Linked DNA regions of Homo sapiens: regions 2 and 3 are each linked to region 1. A link is an interaction called in ENCODE POLR2A ChIA-PET data of the cell type or tissue named here. Cell type or tissue: Caco-2. All regions are shown on one strand. Region 1 has its middle 40 kb from the start of GCOM1. Region 2 has its middle 12 kb from the start of POLR2M. Region 3 has its middle 27 kb from the start of LINC01413.

Region 1 (2,500 bases):
AGAAATCAGGGTGGCCTGGCAGCAAGGGAGCACTCAGGATAAAATGAGAGATCCAAAGATCACAGCAGTAAGTGGCACCAAAGCAGCCAGGCTAGAGGAACAGCTAAGATTTCCTGGCCAGCCACGTCCATGAGACCCGTGGCTTCCATGGCTCACTTCATCTCCACCTGCCTCTGACTGCTGTGCTCAGGATGGAGGCAGGCAGCAGGCTGTCGAGTTGCATGGAAACCGGCCATTGAAGGGGAGATCTGGATGACTGGGAGTCCGTAGGAGCCCCTAATACAGGGACCAAATTAAAGACCTATGTCCTCTAGGACGTGTAAGGCTGGGTGAGAGGCAGCAGAGTGTGAACTCCAGAGCCAGACCCAGAATCCAATTCCAGTTCCCCCACATCCTACCACATGCCCTTGGTTAGGTTAGTAACCTCTGCCTGGGTTGCCTCACTTGTCACAACAGGACCTACTCAGGGGATGATCGTGAGGATCAAGTGAGCCAATAGGCATAAAGGGCTTAGGCAATGCCTGGTACCTAGCAAGTGAGTGCAACACATTAGCTGTGGAATTATATATGGTCTCAGGGAAAACAGTGGGTATGGACTGCAGATAGAGAGCTAGCAAAGCACAAGGAAAAACAGACACGTTTGGCATCACATAAATATATGAAGGACTTAATATTGACAGGTCATTTCCACTTAGTTTCATAACGATTTTGTAGCCCTACTGTAAGCACCTAAAGGTCCTAGACCGTGGCCTAAACCTTGTTCACCGGCGGTTCCTGTCCCACACTGGCAGGTGCTAATTGTGGGCTGGCTACTTACTCTATGTGCGGCTGATGGCAAAATGCCCAACTTCCCTGAGACTTAGCTTCCTTACCTCCCAAAAAACCAGTTTCCACCTTTCTTCAAAAATTGTTTAATTGCATTTACCCTGCAAACCTCTGGAATCACATTTCCCATCCCCTGGGAGTTGTTGACAACTGTTGTGAGACCAAGTAAGATCCTGCGCAGTGGGAACCTTGCAACCTTCCCCCCACACTACCTTCAACTTACTGTTGAATGTCTCTCCGACTTGCACTTCTCTTAGCTTTCATAACCAGTGAGGGGCACACACTCCAGCCTTTCTTTATTGACGGAGATGGGCTGGGCCTTGGTCATGCCTGTGAAAGTCAGTGACAATCTTTAGCCCTGTGTATTCGGCAGGTCTGAGGGCAGGACCAAGGCATGTGGATCCCTCTGCAAAGCCTAGAACGTCTGAATTTGGGGCTGTTACACCCCTGAGAGGAACCTGTCAAGTCATTTCTCCCCAATCATTTGAAGATTTAGAACAGAAACATTTCCGGCTAATGACAGTCTTCCAACAAAGACAGGCTCCCCGTAACTATCCACAAGCTCAGAGGAGGAATGCTGAGAATGTGAAGGAAATGAACTGCCGGCCTGGGGGACGTTTTTCCTTTGGCTCTGGGCCTCCTGAGTCACATTCTTCCTGAGGGCGTGAGGGAAAGGTATCCGCTCAGAATCTCATTTCCACCAAGAGGACTTCAGCTGAGGGGCCAAATAAAGAGGCCTAAATACAAAAGCAAATAATGCTAAAAAGGGTGACTTTTACTACAAATTAGAAAATTATGTACCTCATCATACATGACTTTAAAAAAAAAAAAAAAGGAAACAATCTATACAAAGGCTTTGCATTTACTAAAATTAAAAAATCTCATTTACATTAGGTTACCCCTTCCAATTAGAACCAGGAGAATCAGTGCTGCTAGAGAGCTGGAGGGACAGGTCATCCACATTGACCTGGAGGCAGAGGCGGTTGTGGACAGAGCTCTGGACAGGACACAGCAGTGAACTGCGGCAGCTCAATGAAGGGCTGCTCTGGTGGGTGGGCAGTGTGGCAGGAACCCACCAAGGTAGGGACCCAGAGAGGAACAGCAAGAGAAAGCCATGACCCGCCCTTAGAACTGGAGGCTGAAGGAGAGATCACCCAAGTCCCAGGGGAGCCCACTTGAAAGTGCCACACAGAGCAGGGAGTGATGCAGACACATCCAGAATTCCACCTGCTCCCACTGGCTGAACCCAACCAGAGTGGCCATCAGGGAACCCATGGCCTGTATGGGTCAGCCTCCAGGGGACAGGGCAAAGAATAGACAGATCTGAGGACAATGATCATCATTGGTCCCCTTCCATGAGGAAGCTGCTTTGGTTTCTGTAAAATAGAGACTGTGGTGCCTGCTATGGGCCTGGTGTGAGATCAAGAGAGATTATGGGCCAACTAGGATTGCAGAAGACCTCGAATTTAGGAAAAGGGGTAAACAGGGGGCTCCTGCTTATTCTGTAATTAACATTGAACATGCTTCCTCTTTTGCCATGTTCTGGAACGGGCAGTTTGGATTTCTCAGAACATCACAAGAATCCAGAGCCATTAATTCCCTCAGCATTCACCACTGACCAGTCCCCACCCTTCTGTTTCAGAAACCGGTCCCAGGGCTGGAAGGCCTCCAAGTT
Region 2 (2,500 bases), 170 kb before region 1:
CTGGCTCCCCAGAGAATGCGATGTCGATTAGAGACAGGTCCTGTGAAAATGAAGAATTCACAATAGCAAAGACTTGGAACCAACCCAAATGTCCAACAATGATAGACTGGATTAAGAAAATGTGGCACATATACACCATGGAATACTATGCAGCCATAAAAAATGATGAGTTCATATCCTTTGTAGGGACATGGATGAAATTGGAAACCATCATTCTCAGTAAACTATCGCAAGAACAAAAAACCAAACACCGCATATTCTCACTCATAGGTGGGAATTGAACAATGAGATCACATGGACACAGGAAGGGAAATATCACACTCTGGGGACTGTGGTGGGGTCGGGGGAGGGGGGAGGGATAGCATTGGGAGATATACCTAATGCTAGATGACACATTAGTGGGTGCAGCGCACCAGCATGGCACATGTATACATATGTAACTAACCTGCACAATGTGCACATGTACCCTAAAACTTAGAGTATAATAAAAAAAAAAAAAAAAAAAAAAGAAAATGAAGAATTATCATTCCTGTAGACGACTATTATATAATGAGATTAATCCTCGTAACATCTTCCACGATTTAGGTTAAGCCCCAAGCTTTAGCGCTTCCTTCCTTCCCTAGACATAGTCATTTGAAAACTGAAGGCAAGAGTTCACAACTACTGCATTCATTCCATTTTCCCAGTTTAAACCTAAATGTGACTTTTTAAAAAATCCTTTCTCTTCCGTTTTTCCTCAGTCAAAACTACACAATACTTCAGGTAGTCACACTAAACAGCATTCTGAATTTTCTATTTAACTCAAAGAAACTAAAAATAGTCATCGGTATAGAAAGAATAAGTCTAATGTACTTTAGTCAAGGGCAAAGTTCCAAATCCCCTATCTCCTAAATTTCAATATATAGATTGTTAGAAAAGTTAATCAATGACAGACTATCAAACGTATTTTTGAAAATGAATAAGAATTTGCACTACACCAAGGATTTTGTGTGTATGGAACATGACAAGCTGATTCTAAAATCTGTATGAAAATGCAAAGGGCCAAAAATTCCCAAGGCACTTTGAAGAATAAGATGGCGGGCCTTGATCCAGCCTTATCATTAAGCTATCATAAACAAGGCAATGGAGTATTAGCACAAATGGGTTAATGGAACTGAAGAAAGAATCCAGAAGGTAACACAGACATATACAGATGCTTGATCTATGGCAGGAGTGCACGGAGGAGCAGCTGGGAATGACTGCGTTTGCACTCCGTAATGCTAGCACCAGGGCTGTCCAGAAGGACCCCTCCCTCACACAGTCATGAATATCTTCCAGGTGGAATCAAAGACCTAACGTGAAAGTCAACATTATAAACCATTTTTTAATTATAAAGATTTTTAAAGATAAAAGATTATCTTCATGACTTCAGGATAGGAGAAGTCCTTAAAACAAGCCACAAAAGGCACTAAATGTAAGATAGATTTGCCATTAAAATTAAGAATTTATCAATCATCAGGAAGAGAATGAGGGCTGGATGTGGTGGATCATGCCTGTAATCCCAGCACTTGAGGAGGCTGAGGTAGATCACTTGAGCTCAGGAGTTTAAGACCAGCCTGTGCAATATAGTGAGACCCCATCTCTGGAAAAAAAAAAAAAAAAAAAAAGAGAATGAAAAATAATCCCCCAAATGGAGAGGATATTTCCAACAAATATAGCCAACCAAATACCAAATTATTTGATTGAATACCGAGGATTAGTCTCCAGAATATATCCTACAAATCAATGAGAAAAAAACCAGCTGACACAACACAATGGAAAAAGAAAAAACTCGGATGGAGTCCAGTGCAGTAGTTCCTGCCTGTAATGTCAGCTACTCAGGAGGCTGAGGCAGAAGTATCCCTTGAGCCTAGGAGTTAGAGGTTGCAGTCAGCTGTGATCATGCCACTGTACTCCAGCCCAGCCTGGGCAACAGAACAACTCTGTCTCTTTAAAAAAAAAAAAAAAGACTTGAATGGGGACTTTTCAAAAGAAGAAATCCAGTGCCCAATAAACCTAAGAAAATGCTCATATGCCATTTCCAATCAGGAAAAGGTAAAATAAAACCACAATGAGGCCGGGTGTGGTGGCTCACACCTGTAATCCCAGCACTTTGGGAGGCCGAGGCAGGTGGATCATGAGGTCAGAGATCAAGACCATCCTGGCTGACACGGTGAAACCCCGTCTCTACTAAAAATACAAAAAATTAGCTTGGCGTTGTGGCATGCGCCTGTAGTCCCAGCTACTCGGGAGGCTGAGGCAGGAGAATCGTTTGAACAGAGGAGGCGGAGGTTGCAATGAGCCAAGATCGCACCACTGAACTCCAGCCTGGGTGACAGAGCATGACTCCATCTCAGAAGAGAGAGAGAAAACGCACACACACACACACAAACAAACGTCTACTATATAAACATCATATTGGCTAAAATTAAAATCTGGCCACACCAAGTGTTGATAAACAAGCACTCTCATACATCATGGA
Region 3 (2,500 bases), 210 kb after region 1:
TGAGGAGCTCGAGGTCAGTCCAGGAGACATGGCCTGGAGTTTCCGCTGGCAGGAACAGAGGCCTCTCCAGCAGCTCAGGTACAAGGGAAGGTTTGCTGTGAAGTCGCCCAGGGGGTCTCACAAGTGAGGACCTGATGGAAACCAGGCCGTCCTCAGGAGCAGGGTCTCTCTCTACCTTGTTTGTCCCCCTCACTCTCTTTCCTCTGCTGCCTAGCTTCCTCAGTTTTCCCCCAGCCCCTGCCCCCCACCCCAGATTCTGACTGACAAGTGACTGTGACTTGGCCTGGCCCTTGCCCCCCAGCACCAGCCGCCCTCAGCCAATGGTGCAGCCTCCATGTCTCAATTCCAGATTCTGCAGTAAGCACGGGTTTCCGCACCAGGCCCCAAAAGACCTTTGAGGGGTTCTGCTTGATCGGGGTCCCTTGGTTCGGTTAGCTGTGGCCAGGGAGAAGAGTAGGAGCCTGTAGAAGGAGGGAGAACCAGCCGGACGTGGTGGCTCACGCCTGTAATCCTAGCACTTTGGAAGGCTGAGGCGGGCGGATTGCCTGAGCTCAGGAGTTCAAAACGAGCCTGGGCAACACAGAGAAACCCCAACTCTACCAAAAAATACAAAAAAATTAGCCGGATGTGGCGGCAGGCGCCTGTAGTCCCAGCTACTCAGGAGGCTGAGGCAGGAGAATTGCTTGAACCCGAGAGGCAGAGGTTGCAGTGAGCTGAGATCTCGCTACTGCACTCCAGCCTGGGTGACAGAGCGAGACTCCATCTCCAAAAGAAAAAAAAAAGGAAGGAGAACCTTCCAGCATGAACAGTCAGGGTGAACACAGCCACATCAGAGGTGGTGGGGTCTGAGCCAGGCCTTCAACCACAGGGAATCAGAAAGAGAAGAGCGCTTTCTACTCCAAGCACAAGGGTGGGACATGACAAGGTGTTTCAGGGCCCCACAGGTGAGAGGGTTTGGAGTGAAGGAGAAGCAGAGGAAGGCAGAGGTGGCCTTTGTCTTGTTGATCCGGGTCTTGATTGTTAAGCTGGATAGCACTGGCCCTATAGAAGTTCTGTCGTTTTCTAAGGTATTTTTAGCTACAGAGACCTTTTGTTTCCACATCAAATATTACCCAGAAGCTTCCTGGATGAATCCGAGAAAAGCAGGACAGTGCTGGTCACAGCAGAGGTGAGGACAAAGTCACTGGCCCAGGAACCCTCATCTCCTCTTCGTCACCCCACAGCTTCCTGCAATGGCTTTCCCCAGCTCCTAGCCCTGTGGAACAGTGACAACTGCTGGTGGGCGATGGGGAGCTAGGGAAGGGTTTTCTGCAGGAGAGTAATGGGGCAGGGAGACAGACACAAGCGTGAGAGCCTGGACCACAGATATGGAGCCACCTTGAGAAGGAAGAGGAAGCAGCATTTGGGCAGTTTGAGGAGAAAAGGAGAAGCCAAGATAACAGAGCAGTTCTGAGCCTGGGGGTCTGGAGTCTGGATGTCAGGCAGGGGACGCAGTAGGGGAGGAGAGTGACAGCTGCTTTTTAGACAGGGTGAGTTGATGGTAATGGCAAGCAAAAAACCAAAAAAACGAAAAGGTTACCAGCTGGCCGCAGTGGCTCACACCTGCAATCTCAGCATTTTGGGAGGCCGGGGAGGGAGGATCACTTGAACCCAGGAGGTTGAGGCTACAGTGAGCCGGGATCATGCTGCCGCAATCCAGTCTGGGTGACAGAGCGAGACCTTTTCTCAAAAAATAAAAATAAACTGGTCTCGGTGGTAATCTCAGCACTTTTGAAGCCCGAGGCAGGAGGATTGCTTGAGTTTGGGAGTTCAAGACTGGTCTGGGCAACATAGTGAGACTTTGTCTCTACTAAATTTTTTTTTTTTTAATTAACTGGGCATGGTGGCACAAGCCTGTAGTCGCAGCTACTTGGGAGGCTGAGACAGGAGGATCACTTGTACCCAGGAGTTCAAGGCTGTAGTGAGCTATGATCGGGCCACTGTACTCCAGCCTGGGCAACAGAGTGAGACCCTGTCTCAAAAAATAAATAAAAATAAAAATAATGTTTTCTAAAAAAGGCTACCCCATACACTGCTGAGCTCTGAGCAAAAGTGAGGTCACCACAGCTGCCCAAAGAAGCAAAACAAGGTGGGTTTTCAGAAAGGCCCCACTGTCTCAGGAAGCAAGCAGGCAGCCTAGGATTTCTTGATTGGGGTGAAGAGGTTTAAGGCCCAACACAAAGTTGGAGTTAATTAAATCATAGCAAATTACACTAGAACCTCATTATTTCAATGTTGGTTAATTTAAAGTAAAGTAGCAACTATTTCTTTTTTTTCTTTTTGAGACGGAGTTTTGCTCTTGTCGCCCAGGCTGGAGTGCAATGGTGCAATCTCGGCTCACTGCAACCTCCACCTCCCGGGTTCAAGCGATTCTCCTGCCTCAGCCTCCAGAATAGCTGAGATTACAGGTGCCTGCCACCATGCCTGGCTAATTTTTGGATTTTCAGTAGAGACAGGGTTT

What was found. Peaks named below come from ENCODE experiments on the same cell type or tissue, not always from the same donor. Only the 100,000 strongest peaks of a DNase experiment are listed, where the experiment ranks them.
Region 2: POLR2A ChIA-PET joins it to region 1 with 5 read pairs; 9 of 35 experiments call an interaction of 5 or more read pairs at or near these places.
Region 3: POLR2A ChIA-PET joins it to region 1 with 5 read pairs; 4 of 35 experiments call an interaction of 5 or more read pairs at or near these places.

What each region holds. Positions count from the first base shown.
Region 1 is chr15:57,550,824-57,553,323 of GRCh38, reverse strand. No RefSeq gene overlaps it. Among named protein-coding and RNA genes, the nearest start is that of GCOM1, 40 kb to the left of the region's middle. RefSeq lists an enhancer at 1,319-1,613. In Caco-2, no CTCF peak of the experiment used is centred here; DNase peaks (open chromatin) are centred at 1,123, 1,443 and 1,824; H3K4me3 peaks cover 211 bases.
Region 2 is chr15:57,717,835-57,720,334 of GRCh38, reverse strand. No RefSeq gene overlaps it. Among named protein-coding and RNA genes, the nearest start is that of POLR2M, 12 kb to the right of the region's middle. In Caco-2, no CTCF peak of the experiment used is centred here; no DNase peak of the experiment used is centred here.
Region 3 is chr15:57,344,609-57,347,108 of GRCh38, reverse strand. No RefSeq gene overlaps it. Among named protein-coding and RNA genes, the nearest start is that of LINC01413, 27 kb to the right of the region's middle. In Caco-2, no CTCF peak of the experiment used is centred here; a DNase peak (open chromatin) is centred at 1,268.